Linked DNA regions of Homo sapiens: all the other regions are linked to region 1. The links are chromatin contacts, found by Hi-C or POLR2A ChIA-PET in ENCODE. All regions are on one chromosome and are shown on one strand. The core of a region is the stretch at or near the end of the contact, and the rest is flanking DNA. Distances in the headings are between cores, read along the strand shown. Region 1 holds the start of CYP26B1 (cytochrome P450 family 26 subfamily B member 1). Region 2 holds the start of EMX1 (empty spiracles homeobox 1). Region 3 holds the start of ZNF638 (zinc finger protein 638).

Region 1 (4,152 bases), core at 1,440-3,939:
GGGCTCCAGATCTACCCGCTCCTGCACCCCCGAGGGGACAACTCAGTCCCCCTAGCCCGGGTTGGTCCCCCTCCTCACTTTCCTTTTTTCCACAGAAAACTACTTCCAGCTAAATGTGCACACACGCCAGTACAGCCGAAAAGTGACTCTGCAGAACCCGGAGCCCTAATCACTTTTCCACATGCGCCTCCGGCCCGGCGCGCGACGGGGAACGAGCTGGGAGCGCCCGCGCAGCCAGGAGGGGGGCTGGGCCGCGGGAACGCTGTCCCCCTCCCAGGCTGGAAGGCGGGGATAATTCCCCCTGCCGTGCAGCCCTTCTAGACGGCGTCTACCCCTTTAAGAAAAATCTAGGCGGAGGTGGGGTGCGACAGAAGGGGTGGTGAGGCGAGGGTTTCCCTCCCTCCGTCTGCTATACCCGTCTCCCTCGCTCCGTCTCACTCTCCGTCTTTCCTCTCCTTCTTTTCCTCTGTTTTTCTTTTCTTTCAACACAAAAGTTGGGTTGTGAATTTTCCGAGGTCGCCGCCGCCTCGCCCCCACCCCCCGCCTCTGATCTGCCTAACTATAATTAAAGTGCGTTTTTTGTGGCATTAATAAAGAGTTATTTGTCCGCCGTTTCCACGGTCTTCACAAAGAGTACTTTCATAGGGGCGGCCGCTCGGGCCGCGAGTCCAATTTATACAAAAATGTTGTATTTTTAGCCCTGGGCTCTGTTTAGATGGCGCTCGGTGGAAACGGAGAGCCCTTGGAGGTCCCCCCGTAAAATCTGATAAATGACTCCGAAAAAATAACGCTGGGATTCAGAGGGCTCTCATTAACCCCTTAGGCGCTCCTGTACACGTACCCCCTATTTCCCTCCTCACCTCCAGATCTAGGGCCCCGGGTTGGAGGGATGGGGAGGCTTAGGTTTCCTCCTCCCTAACTTCTGTGCAGGTTGGACGCTGACCCCCAGGGGCTCTTGTGGGATTCGGAGAAAAGGTCATGGGGACCTGAGGGGGGGCAGAGAGGTCAGGAAACGAAGTGGGGGTGGGTGGTGACAGACCGTGGATTCAGCAGACTGGCTCTAAAAGGCGGGAGCCGTTGCCCAAGTTATTTTATTTCCTAAATTCGCGGCCCAAAGCCTAGAGCACCGCTGCAGTTGACACTTTAAGTGTGGTGGCGAGGGAAAGGCTCTGGGGATTTCTTTGCGGGGGGTGGGGGGGTGATACATCCATTGGTTGAAAGGACCCCCACCTCATTGCACGAACAACCCCAAAAAGAGATGGGCCTAATCCGGGACGTGGAAAGACCACAGGGCAGAGGAACTTCGAACCCCCTCCCCGCCCCCGCTCCGCTGTCACTCGTCCCGGGGCAGGGTGAGTGCGTGTGTGCGCGAGCGCGCGGATTGCACGCGTCTGTTAATTTCAAGCCAAGCTTTCGCACCTGTAAACCCACAGGTCGCAGCGCTCACCTTTCGCTTCACCTCTCTAGTGCGGGGATTGTCAGTTTCAGGACATCCCTGCTTCCCCTAACAGAACAAACGCGCGTACACACAAATACACCTCCCGCAGTTACTGCAGAGGCGCTCCGCTCCCCCACCCCAAGAAGAAAACCGGTGTGTATCACATTGCAAAAGCGATTGTCTGGCACTTGATGAGGTGAACTCCAGGTTAATCTCCCCATTACCTACCTGGGTCTGGTCCCTGACGCGCCTCACCCCCGTTATCACCAGCAGAGTGGGGTTGTGCGGCATCTAACAAGCACACACGCACTCTCTCTCTATGGATCCCACACTCACCTCTCCCAAGTTTCCCTCTCCTGCCAAACTGTCCCCACCCAATAAGTAAATAGACCCTTTTCCCCGAAAGCCTAGAGCCCTGGATTCTCATTTTTCCTTGGGTTACCTTCTTCCTCTTCCACCACAAAACAGACACACTCGCGCGGACCGCGGACCAGGGACACTGTACCTGGCGCTGCCGACGGCGCCGCAGGAACACAGTTTTAAATCGGCAATTCAAGCTGCCACCAGCCCCCTCCTCTCCCGACTCAATTTTCGGCTCCCAGCGACACAGCCAACCCCAGAAAGCCGAGGGCGACTGGGGGCTTGCAGCACCGAGGGGAGGCGAAAGCGGCTCAGGACCGGACCCTCCCCCGGGACCGCGCCTCGCTAGGCGCCCCCGGGGCGCTCCACGCCCCCTGCCAGGCCAGCCGCGACCCAGGCAAGTCCATCTTGGGAGCCCCCTCAGGTCCGGGAACCCCTCTTACCAGCCCCCTGAACCTGCGCCGCGGGCGCCAGTGGTCCCGGAACCGCGCTGCCGGCGGGCTGGGGAAGCCCGGGCTGCTGCGGCAGAGAGGAGGGAAGGGGCGGGGCGGGGACCAGTGCCTTCAGGCTCCCGGCGCCCCCTGGCCGGCCCGCCGCTCCGTCTGCCCCGCGCTCGCAGCTAGCGGACCCCGGAGTGCAGCGGAGCGAGCGCGCCCTTACCTGCAGCAGCCAGTGGCCGGTCTCTCCGATGAGCGGGAAGCCCATGGATCCCTTGGGGATGGGCAGCTTGCAGCTCTTGTCGCGAGTGGCGGCCCAGCGCAGCTGCCACAGCTGCTGCGACACGGCCAGCAGCAGCGTCACGGACACCAGGCACGCGGCGAGGGTGGCCAGCGCCGACACCAGATCCAAGCCCTCAAAGAGCATGTTGGCGGCCGCTCGGGGGATTGGCTGTGCCGGCCGCGGCGGGGGAGGGGAGGGCCCGACGGGAGGGGACCGGAGCGGCGGGGGAGGGGAGGCTGCGGCCGGGGGTCCTGGCACCTCCAGCCGAAACAGAGAAGGAGGAAGGGGCCAAGGGAAAGGGAGTGGAGGCTGCGAGGGGAGCGGAGAGAGGGAGGAAAAAAATTGCCTAAAAGAAGAGAGGAAACACGAGGCGACTGGGGTGCAACTTTGTTTGTTTGTTTGTTTGTTTGTTCCTTTATAGCGGGCTTAGGGGCTGCTCAAGGGGTGGTGAGATGAAGCCGTGAGTCAAGCTGGTGGGTTTGCTCTCCCCGCTACCATCACACTCGGAAAACTTTGGAAAACTTTGTCCAGAGGGAGCCTCTCTCTCGTAAGCCCCTTCCCCTGCTCGGAAAAAAAGAAGGGGGCAGAGAGCTAGCAGAGAGAAAGTGCGGTCGATTTGTCAAAAGTATTGCAGTATGGCCCCAAAATTCCTAGGTGAAAAAAAGAAAAAAAGAAAAAATTCCTGAATCCAAAAATTCCAACGAACCCAGAAACTTTGGGGGCGAGGGAGAAAGCTCCCTGGCTGAGGCGAGTGGAGAGGCCGGAGCCTAAAAGTCCCTGGGCTGCCCGGGGCGGCGCGCTCGAGCCCCAGAGCCGCCGCAGCACCCCCGAGGCAGGAGCGGCGGGCGAGGCGGCGAGGCGGGCGCTGCGGCCCGAGCGCGGGTGCGGAGCCGGCGGGCCGCGGCCGGGACGGGACGCAGCCGGCGACAGAGCCCCGGGCGGGCGATGGGGCGGCGGCGGCGGCGGCGGCGGCGGCGGCGGCGGCAGCGGGCGGGAGGGGTGAGGCGGGGTGGGGTTGGGGGAGGAGGTGGAAAACCCGAGCTGGGCTATTGTATCAATTAAGAAAAGGCAGTCCGTCCCGGGACGCGGTCTCTCGGCTCTGGAGTTGCTGCTGGGGGAAGAAATGGGGAAAAAAGAAAGGAAGGCAAAAGGAATGAAAGAGGGGGAAAAGCAGGAGGCAGGATTTCAGGGCTGGTGGTTTTAAAAGCTTCTCTCAATGTGAATTTGAGTCCAAAGCGAGGCGATGCGTGTGTTTATATAGAGGCGGGAGGCTGCGCCGTGGGCGCCCCGCCAGCACCCCCCCGCCCCAACCCGCGCGCTCACAAAGCCGGAGGCGTGGTGAGAGGCCGGGCCCGCGGCCGGAGCTGGAGAGCGCAGCCCGGCCTCCCGCCCCGCCCCGGCCGCCCGCCGCCCGCCGCCCGCAGCCCGCCCGGGACCCACTTGTAGCCGCCGCAGGATCAAACTCAGTTCACCTCTCGCCTCCTCTTCTTTCTCGCCGGCGTCTCGCTGAGCCCAGCGCCTACAGACGGACGAGATGAGACACACGCGCGCGCACCTACGCGCACACACACACAACACACACGCGCACACACACAACACACACACCTCCGCACACACGGTGCGCACTCGCTTAG
Region 2 (4,482 bases), core at 849-3,348, 770 kb after region 1:
AAACAAGTTCGTGGCCCCTGGCCAGCCTCTCGGTGGGGGTCTGCGACAGAACGGGTGGGATTCATTACCAGGCTAGGAGCGCAAGGCCCTCGGGCCGGGTTCAGCTTGCTGGGCTCCTGTCTTGTCTCAGCCCCCAGCACTTGCTCTGTCACCGCAGAGCACAGGCCCAGGCAACGTTTACCCAACTGAACCCGCATCCCTGTGGGAACCTTGTTCCAACAAAATCCCGTCGTTGTCTCCTTCCATATGGAACGAAAATCTCCTTCTGTACCTCTGCCCAGCTCCGCACCCCCGCCCCCTTAGAGATACGGCCTGGTCGGGTCCTGGTCCCCCCCTCGGCGGCGCTTCCACTTTTCCCAGACTGAGGGTGGGGAAAAGGAGGAGGGGGAAGAAATCAGAGGAGGAAAAGTCGGGAGGTAGGGGAGCCGGGAGACAGGAGAGGGGGAAAATAAAGAGCCTGAGACACAAACGAGAGGAAAAGACCATCACAGAAAGCTGGAAATCTCCGGAGAGGCCAGCGAGAACCCGCGCTCCCCACGGATTCCATCATTCCTTCCGAAGGCGCCTCTGCGGTGTCTCAGCCGTGCCAGGCCCCGGGGTTCCCAGGACGCGGAGGAGTGCTGGGTGCGGCCGCCTCGCCTCCCCACCCCTGGCCGCCCCTCCCCACCTCGCCCAAGGGGGCCGGAACGGCGTCGGCGCGCGGGGGCTTTTCGGAGCAGTCGAGTGGAAAATAGACTTTAACCCGCTTTGTGGCGGCCGGGGCGCCCTGAGCGCTCTCCAAACCACGGCTCCCGGCGCTCAGGCGGGCCGCTGCCAAGACCCGGCCTGGAGTCCCCGCAGAGTTGCGCGGCGCACGGACCCCGTGGCCTTGGGGCGTCAGGAGGCCCAACCCAGATCTGCGCGCCCAGGCAGCGCTCAGGCCGCTAGAATGGACCCCGGCAGCGGCGAGGAAGCGGAACTCTCTGCGGCTCCCTCTCCGCAGTGCGCCGGCAAGGTCCAGGTCCCAGCCTCCCCACCGCCGCCCGCGCCCTCCTAGGCCTCGGAGCGGCGCCTTTCTGCGGCCTCGAAGGTGGGGTGGGAAAGTTTGGGGAGTCCCGGCTCTCACAGCCTGTCGTGAGAACTGCCCCCGGGGAATTCGTCCGCCGTACGGAAAAACTGGCCGGAGCAGAGTCGTCCGCGGTTCCGCGGTCGCGGGTGGAAGGTGAAGGTCGAGGGAGGTCAGGCTGCTTCTGCGTGTCCTGACGGCTGGCGTGTTCTCTTGAGATGGGCTCGGGCTACTTGGCCAGCTTCAATTTAAGCCACAGTGTCTCCGAGGCCCTGACCTGGTCCGGCCCGCCGACACTTGAGCCCCCAGAGCCTCAGAGAAGGCGAGGGGGTGGATCTCCCAGTGCCGAGGCCCGCCGTCCTGGTCCAAGCCGGTCGCGGCACCGTGTCTGGGCACTGGAGCTGCTTCCAGCCCCGCGAACAGCTGGAGGGTGGCAGTGGGACCGCTCCGGCGGCTTCTCCCGCGCAGTGCCCCGCCTGGCCCCTTGTGAAGGGAGTGAGCGTCCCCTTTCCAGAGCTGTCCCCCGTGACATCCAGAAAACGCGAAACCTCAGGAACAAGGTCGCAGCTTCAGACCGCGGCCCAGGAGGCCGATGGTGGGTGAGTGGGAGAGTCCCGGAGAGCAGGGGGGCAGAGAGCTGGTTTTCGGGAAAACCAATGTGTTGGACCCCAAACATCCACCCTCCGCTCGGATCCAAGTTCTCTGAGAACTGAAACGACATCCCGGGACGAATGGGAGAGTTAGGCTGAGCTACACACCGGGGAGGGGAGGGTTGGAGTTTAGCCCCAAGCCCTTCGGACGCCTTCTTCGGCTCCCGCGTGGGTTGAGACGGCGGCACGGCCACCAGACTCAGCTAAAGGGCGGAGTCGCGAGGAGAAGCCAGTGGCGAGGGGAGGAGGAGGCCTGGATCTCCCCGCGAAGGCTCCAGTCCGGCTTTTGCCTCCGACTGCGGGCTCCCTCCCCACCCGCCGTCCCTCGCCCCGCCCCGCCCCGCCCCCCACCTTGGGGCAGGTGAGCGGCGGCCAATGGGCGAGCGCGGGGCAGGTGCCCGCTAACTCGCGCCTCGCAGCGCTGGGCGGCCGGGGCTGGGCAGGGCAGTGCGGGGACACCGGGGGCTGGGGTCGGTCCCAGCGGGACTCCGAAAGGAGGGAGACGAGCTCAACCCTCGGGCCTTACTGGCAGCTCGCAGCCTAGCACGGAGCCCGCGCCTGTGCGGGCGCCTGGAGCTGCCCGCTCCGCCGCAGCAGCCGCCGCGCCTGGCCGTACGCTGTGGCCGGACCCCGCGGTCGCTCGCTCACACACCCCTCGCCGCTCCGCGCCTGGCTCGCCCGCGGGGGCCGAGCGCGAGCGGGCGGGCGGGGGAGGTGAGGGGTGCGGGCGGGTGTGCATGTGCCTGGCTGGGTGCACACCCCGCAAGGCGGCGGCGCCAGGACGCGGAGCGCTCCCCAGAGCCCGGCTGCCTCGCACAGCTCCCGCGGCTGCGACCATGTTCCAGCCCGCGGCCAAGCGCGGCTTTACCATAGAGTCCTTGGTGGCCAAGGACGGCGGCACCGGCGGGGGCACTGGCGGCGGGGGCGCGGGCTCCCATCTCCTGGCGGCGGCCGCCTCCGAGGAACCGCTCCGGCCCACGGCGCTCAACTACCCTCACCCCAGCGCGGCCGAGGCGGCCTTCGTGAGTGGCTTCCCTGCCGCGGCCGCCGCGGGCGCGGGCCGCTCGCTCTACGGTGGGCCCGAGCTCGTGTTCCCCGAGGCCATGAACCACCCCGCGCTGACCGTGCATCCGGCGCACCAGCTGGGCGCCTCCCCGCTGCAGCCCCCGCACTCCTTCTTCGGCGCCCAGCACCGGGACCCTCTCCATTTCTACCCCTGGGTCCTGCGGAACCGCTTCTTCGGCCACCGCTTCCAGGGTGAGTGTCCACGCTGTGCCCGCCGAGGCGGCCGGCCGGCGCCCGTGCTGCGGCGATGCGGGGGAGGCTCGGGGGCGCGCGGGGCTGTTTAGAAGTTACTGCCGGGAAGGCTGCAGGTCCGCGGAGGTAGATTCCCAGGCAGGGAAGAGCTGTGCGGCATCCACCCGCGCCTTCGCCGCGTAGGTCTCCCTCCCAGGAAAGCAGGTGGAGACCTCCAGGCTTTTCTAGAAAATATACCAGTTCGGACGCAAGCCCAGGCGCGTCCTCGGAGCCTGTGCTGGCCCTCGCCACAGCCTGCCCAATTCTCTCTCCCAGCTGAGCCAGTCTCAGACCAGAGTACAACTCCTCCCGCTCTCCCTCCGCCCGGCTTAACCTCGCACCACGCTTCTCTCGCAAGTCCACCACCACCTCCGAGACCTCAGCCTTCGCTGGCGCGTCCGGGCGGGGGAAAGTCCATTCGCGTGCCCCAGCTCTGGGGGAAGCAAGGGCAGCAGGGAGGGCGAATCGGAGAGTTAATGTTCAGTGTGGAGGGCCTGGCTGTCTTGGGATGTTTCTCGGCAACCTTGGCCCGACTTCTCCAAGTCACACGTGCCTCTCCTACCCAAGGTGGGGAAGGTTTGCAGTAAGCAAACTGGCTTCCGCCGTTGCTCGCCGCCTTCGGGAGGGAGCCCACCCGGCTGCTGGAATACCGAGGACAGTTTTCCCGGGCAGGGGGCGGGGGCAGAGGGCTTTTAAGGTCGTAGCCAGTCCGAACCCCGGAGTTTGCATCCAGCAATCGGCTTGCTAATAAAGATCCTCCACTGGCCCTACACACACACACACACACACACACACACACACACACACGTTTCAATTATTTGTCTTTCCCGGAGAAAAGAGAGTTGCATTTGTTGGAGTTCGTTTTCTTCCTTGAAATTTGTTGGAGTTTGTTTTTTTCTTTTCTTTTTTTTTAAATTTTATTTTAAAGAGTGGCCTTGATTTGTACAGGCATCACTTTAGTTTCCAGTTTTATTTTGTTAGTGTAGACCAGACCACAGCCTTGTGAGAAGGGTCTATGGCTCAGAGCTAGGTAACCCGGCTTTTAGAGAAACAAATGAAAGGGACATGGCTGGAGCTTCGGCTCCAGGAGCTAATGTGACGGTCTGTAGTCTAGGTCTACAGTCAATTAGATGTTTGGCACAGTTGTTTAGATAATAAAATGAAAATTATCTCTTGACACTTTGACTTTCACAGAAAACCGCTTTCCCAGGTCCCGATTTGTCAGGCAATTTTTTCAGTCCCACCTGGCCAATAGATGCTGACCTGGCAGATACCACAAAACCAGAGAATGTAATTACTAGAATAAGAATTGTTGTGGGTAGCCTTGCCTCCTCTTTGAAGATTTCAAAGACTTGCCCAAATCCAAATCCGAAAAAACAAAAATGCTACAATGTCATCTGCCTTGGGCAAGAGTTTCTGCCACTTAAAAATAAATGTTTACTGATAACATGAGGATATCTTTAAAATTGAGCAATCTACCCTGGTCCTCCG
Region 3 (3,925 bases), core at 96-2,595, 820 kb before region 1:
CAAATAGCTAATGTGTGAAAAAAGAAAACATTTCCTGTTACATGCAAATAATGTGTTTGTATGAATATAAAGAAATGTATGGAAGGAAACTTATCAAATGTTAACATGGGTTATTTGGTGTTTAGGGGGAGCTTGTTGGCTTTTTCTTTGTTGTTTTTGATTTGTTGTCCCTAGCAGGATTTTTGGTTTGAAATGAAAATCCGATAAGATATCTTTTTAAAACGACTTTTCTTTTTAGTCTTTCAAATGCTTGTTTTAATGTGAATAAAAGAAATGCATTTGCTTGAGTGCTAGGTAAAACCGATGTGTGAGACTCAGGGTGGGTGGTGTGATTTGTGTGGTATGCATACGGCAGGGCTTGTAGCTTTACCAGATTTTGAACAATGACTGGGTTTTCATATTGGTGTAGTACAGCCACCTCGAGAAGATAAAACATTGCATAACACAGTTCTTTAACGTCTGTCATCCCAAGGTTTTCCATGGGTAAAATGGAGATTACAAATATCTACCACACAGATAGGGCTTTTTATTGTGAAATGACAAAAGGATTTTCAGAGTGTTAAAGTTTTAGCTGAATAGCTTTGGTTGAATTCTACTTTACAGTTTTGAGTAGCTATGACACACATCATTGCCATAGGGATCAAAAGGTGCAAGGTGACAGGATAAAAGCAGGCAAAATCTTGACCATACAAAGCATTATATTAACGTGCTAGGCGCGAATATAACCTGTTATAATATAATGTTGTTATTATTATTTGAGATGGAGTCTCACTCTGTTGCCCAGGCTGGAGTGCAGTGGTGCAATCTTCCCTCACTGCAACCTCCGCCTCCCGGGTTCAAGCAATTCACCTGCCTCAGCACCCCCTAGTAGCTGGGACTACAGGCGCGCGCCACCGGCTATTTTTTGTGTTTTTAGTAACGGGGTTTCACCCTGTTGGCCGGGCTGGTCTCGAACTCCTGACCTCAGATGATCCACCCACCTCGGTCTCCCAAAGTGCTGGGATTACAGGCGTGAACCACCGCGCCTGGCCATATAATGTTATTATTGAAGGCACAAATGATCAGGGAAGACTTCATGAAGGAGGTGAGACAATATAGGTCTTAAAAGGATGAGCGGTTTGGAGAGGACAGGCACAGAACCAGCAAAAGAGTGAAGACGGCGCTGGAGTTTTTTTTTTTTTTTGCCGCACGCCTTCGCCGCCACCACGCGGGAGCGCCCCTTCCGGGAGCCCGCTCCGCCCGGCTCTTCTCGGGCTTCGGGCGAGCGCGGTGCCAGCGGTACGCAGGCGCCGGGAGCCTACGAGGGCTCGCAGGAGCTGGGAGGCGCGCATGCGTGCAGCTCTTTGGAGGCGGTAGCGTTTTCGGCGTCGAGACTGGAGGCTGAGTGCTAAACTGTGTGGGGCGCGGATGGGATCCAGCTGTTAGTCGGGTAGGCATAGGTAGGACCGCTGCCCTGTGGGGAGTAGGGGGTTGGAAGGCGGAGGCCGGTATCGTGGGGGTCCTGAGCCCTTCCTGTGAGATCCGGGCCGACTATTGTATCTGTGTCGCAGCGGCTCCGCACAAAATGGCGGCGGGCAGACGGCGGGGGCGGGAGGAGGTTGGGGGACCCCCGGGATGGGAAGGGAAGCTGTGCTGTGCTGCCCTGCTCCGTCGTTTATTCACTTCGCTACCCGGGAGGGCCCGTCCGGGTACTCGTGAAGGACCCTGCCTCGAGAAGAGCTGCCTGACGCCGTTGCACTGGGCCGAGGATCGTGAAGAGCCCTTTGGCGAGGCCGAGGCGGCCCCTTCCCCAGCAGCGCCCGGCCTGCCGAGGCTGCGCTGGGCCTGACAGCCGAGGAAGCGGTGGTGAGGGAATGCCGAGCAGGGAGGAAGCGTTCCCGTCGGGCCCGAAGAGGCGGTGGAGTTTGAGCCGAGCCCTCTGACCAGCGACATTGTGCAAGAAGCGTGGAGAGAAGAGCGTGTTTGTGTTTGGGGTTGGGGAGGGGGTGTCGGGATGAAGGAGGGAATGTTAGGATCCAGCGGCTTTTCCGGGCTGGTGTTCTGTGCTGCGTAGTGCAGGTATGAAACCAAAGAAAATATCACCTCTGTGGGAGACTGAGGACTCATAAATGGTTGTGATACCTAACAGTATTTCCAAATTTCTCAGAGGAATTGTGAAAACAGAACGTTAGTGAATTGTTTTTGTGTGATTCTTAGCTTGGGCCCCGTTCTCTTAAAGGAAGGGGGAATGTATATATCACAGACTGGAATCCTTGAGAACGTTTGAAATAGATCTTTTGTTGTTTGAGGTAATTGTTAATGAGGGATACTTCAGTATTACAAAATCATGGATTGAGCTATAGAGTGAAGGCTACCTGAAGCTAATTTTTCTTAATCTTAAAATTTGTCCTTAGGCGAAGTTTGGGGCCAGGACCAGAAATTGTAGTAGTTTAAAGGAGTCCCGATGAAAAACTTGTCACCAGGATCCAGCGATTTATGTTCAAGTACTTTTTCCAACGAGCTCTGGAATTTTGCACAAAAAATTTTCTGCTTTTTCCCCTCATTTGTTGTAAAGGATTATTTTTTCAGGGATGTTGTGCTTGCTGGTTCAGATTTACAATTAAAAATTGATAACCTGGAGAAAAGGATTGACCAAAAAAAGGTGAATTTAAGGAAGTTTTCGGAGAAAAACAAACATGTAAATGACATTCAAATAGCTTTAAATTTTGTTAATGATTAGACATTTGAGACTTAGTGGACTTATGTTGCTGTCTTTTAAAAAAGTTTGACAGCATTTTATATTTTATTTTGTACTCCATATTCTGTAATATGTACTTCTAAATAATTACAGGGCGTCCCAGCATGTTATACATTAAAATATGCTGGGCCATTCCTTCCTTGGGGATTTATTTGTCTTGGAACCAAGAAAGGGTAAATATAACAGTTGGAAGAAATCACAAAATCTTATTCGTTTTTATTAACTAGTTTTCATAATGTGTTTATGGTCACATATTTATTGTATATTGGTTGTATTTGTTTTGTAATCCTTTTTTGCATTTTGTTTTGGAGGGTGTATACGGCAGGTACTCTAGGTTAAAAAGGTTTAGGTACTGTAGTTTAAAAAAGTCATCACTTTGTACTTGACTATCTTAGGGTTTTTCTTGGGTGCTCTTAAGTAGGTGATCTCCGGAAATTTTGTTTTTATGTAAGTGGAAGAAAATGAGACAAGTAGTTTAGTGGAAAGAGAATAGGCTTTGCAGTCGGAAGATCTGGATTCACATCTCCCTTTTCCTCAGTATGTGTGAGACTTTGGTAAATTATTTTAGTCTTTCTTGAGCTTTTGTTTCCTTATCTCTAAAATGGTGACATTATTACTTCCTGCTTGGGATTTTTGTGAGTGACTGTTAAGTGAGACAGTGTATGGAAAGCTCGTATTCCTTGGCACATACTAGGTGCTTAATGTTAGCTGTTACTTGTATTTCAAAATTGAAGTGCTTAGGCAGCATTGTTTGATAGAAAATTATAATCTGTGGGTATTCTCTTCTAATTAAACGGCTTAAAAGGATTTAGAGTAATAGAATTTTGGAGTTGAAAGGCCCTCTAATCTAACTTTCATTAAAATATTTTGTGCTTCTATAAACTTTTTACATGCCTTTCTTGTAGAACTTATCAATATATATTGTAACCATTTATATGATTGTTACGTTAGTCTTTGTATCTTTCCCAGTGCCTGGTATGTATTAGATGCTCAGATGTTGAGTGAATGAACTCAGCTGGTAGTCACCAGAGCCTGGACTCTAAATCATGCTCTTTCCACTGTACCTTAATGTATACTGATTAAGGTTTGGACTAAATTTGTCCAAATCCTTAATAAAATGCCTTATATACTTAGAAACAGTACTTCCAGTATTGGTACCCAGTAACATAGCTTGGGCTGTTTTGCAAG

The links. Hi-C counts contacts between places; a loop is a spot of excess contacts on that map. ChIA-PET counts read pairs that join two places held with the same protein, here RNA polymerase II (POLR2A). Pooled maps may share reads with other maps.
Region 2: a map of B cell shows a loop between it and region 1 (25-fold over the local background). The contact joins the promoter of EMX1 here to the promoter of CYP26B1 in region 1. A Hi-C loop is called at or near these places in 2 of 168 maps with a recorded cell type or tissue (B cell and naive thymus-derived CD4-positive, alpha-beta T cell), 13 of 37 single-sample maps with no recorded cell type and 12 of 50 pooled maps.
Region 3: a loop to region 1 is called in a map of ascending aorta, with 2.7 times the contacts of the local background. The contact joins the promoter of ZNF638 here to the promoter of CYP26B1 in region 1. A Hi-C loop is called at or near these places in 1 of 168 maps with a recorded cell type or tissue (ascending aorta) and 4 of 50 pooled maps. POLR2A ChIA-PET finds 5 or more read pairs at or near these places in 2 of 52 experiments (AG04449 and BJ).

What each region holds. Positions count from the first base shown.
Region 1 is chr2:72,145,173-72,149,324 of GRCh38, forward strand. It overlaps CYP26B1 (cytochrome P450 family 26 subfamily B member 1), which reads right to left and starts at 2,690. Exons shown (of 6, transcript NM_019885.4): 1 at 2,459-2,690. The coding sequence starts at 2,662. RefSeq lists enhancers at 1,366-1,888, 2,078-2,579.
Region 2 is chr2:72,915,421-72,919,902 of GRCh38, forward strand. It overlaps EMX1 (empty spiracles homeobox 1), which reads left to right and starts at 2,099. Exons shown (of 3, transcript NM_004097.3): 1 at 2,099-2,952. The coding sequence starts at 2,433. RefSeq lists silencers at 585-754, 1,895-2,314, 2,385-2,504 and enhancers at 846-1,463, 1,464-2,080.
Region 3 is chr2:71,330,437-71,334,361 of GRCh38, forward strand. It overlaps ZNF638 (zinc finger protein 638), which reads left to right and starts at 1,346. Exons shown (of 28, transcript NM_014497.5): 1 at 1,346-1,439. RefSeq lists enhancers at 939-1,626, 1,627-2,312 and a silencer at 1,146-1,355.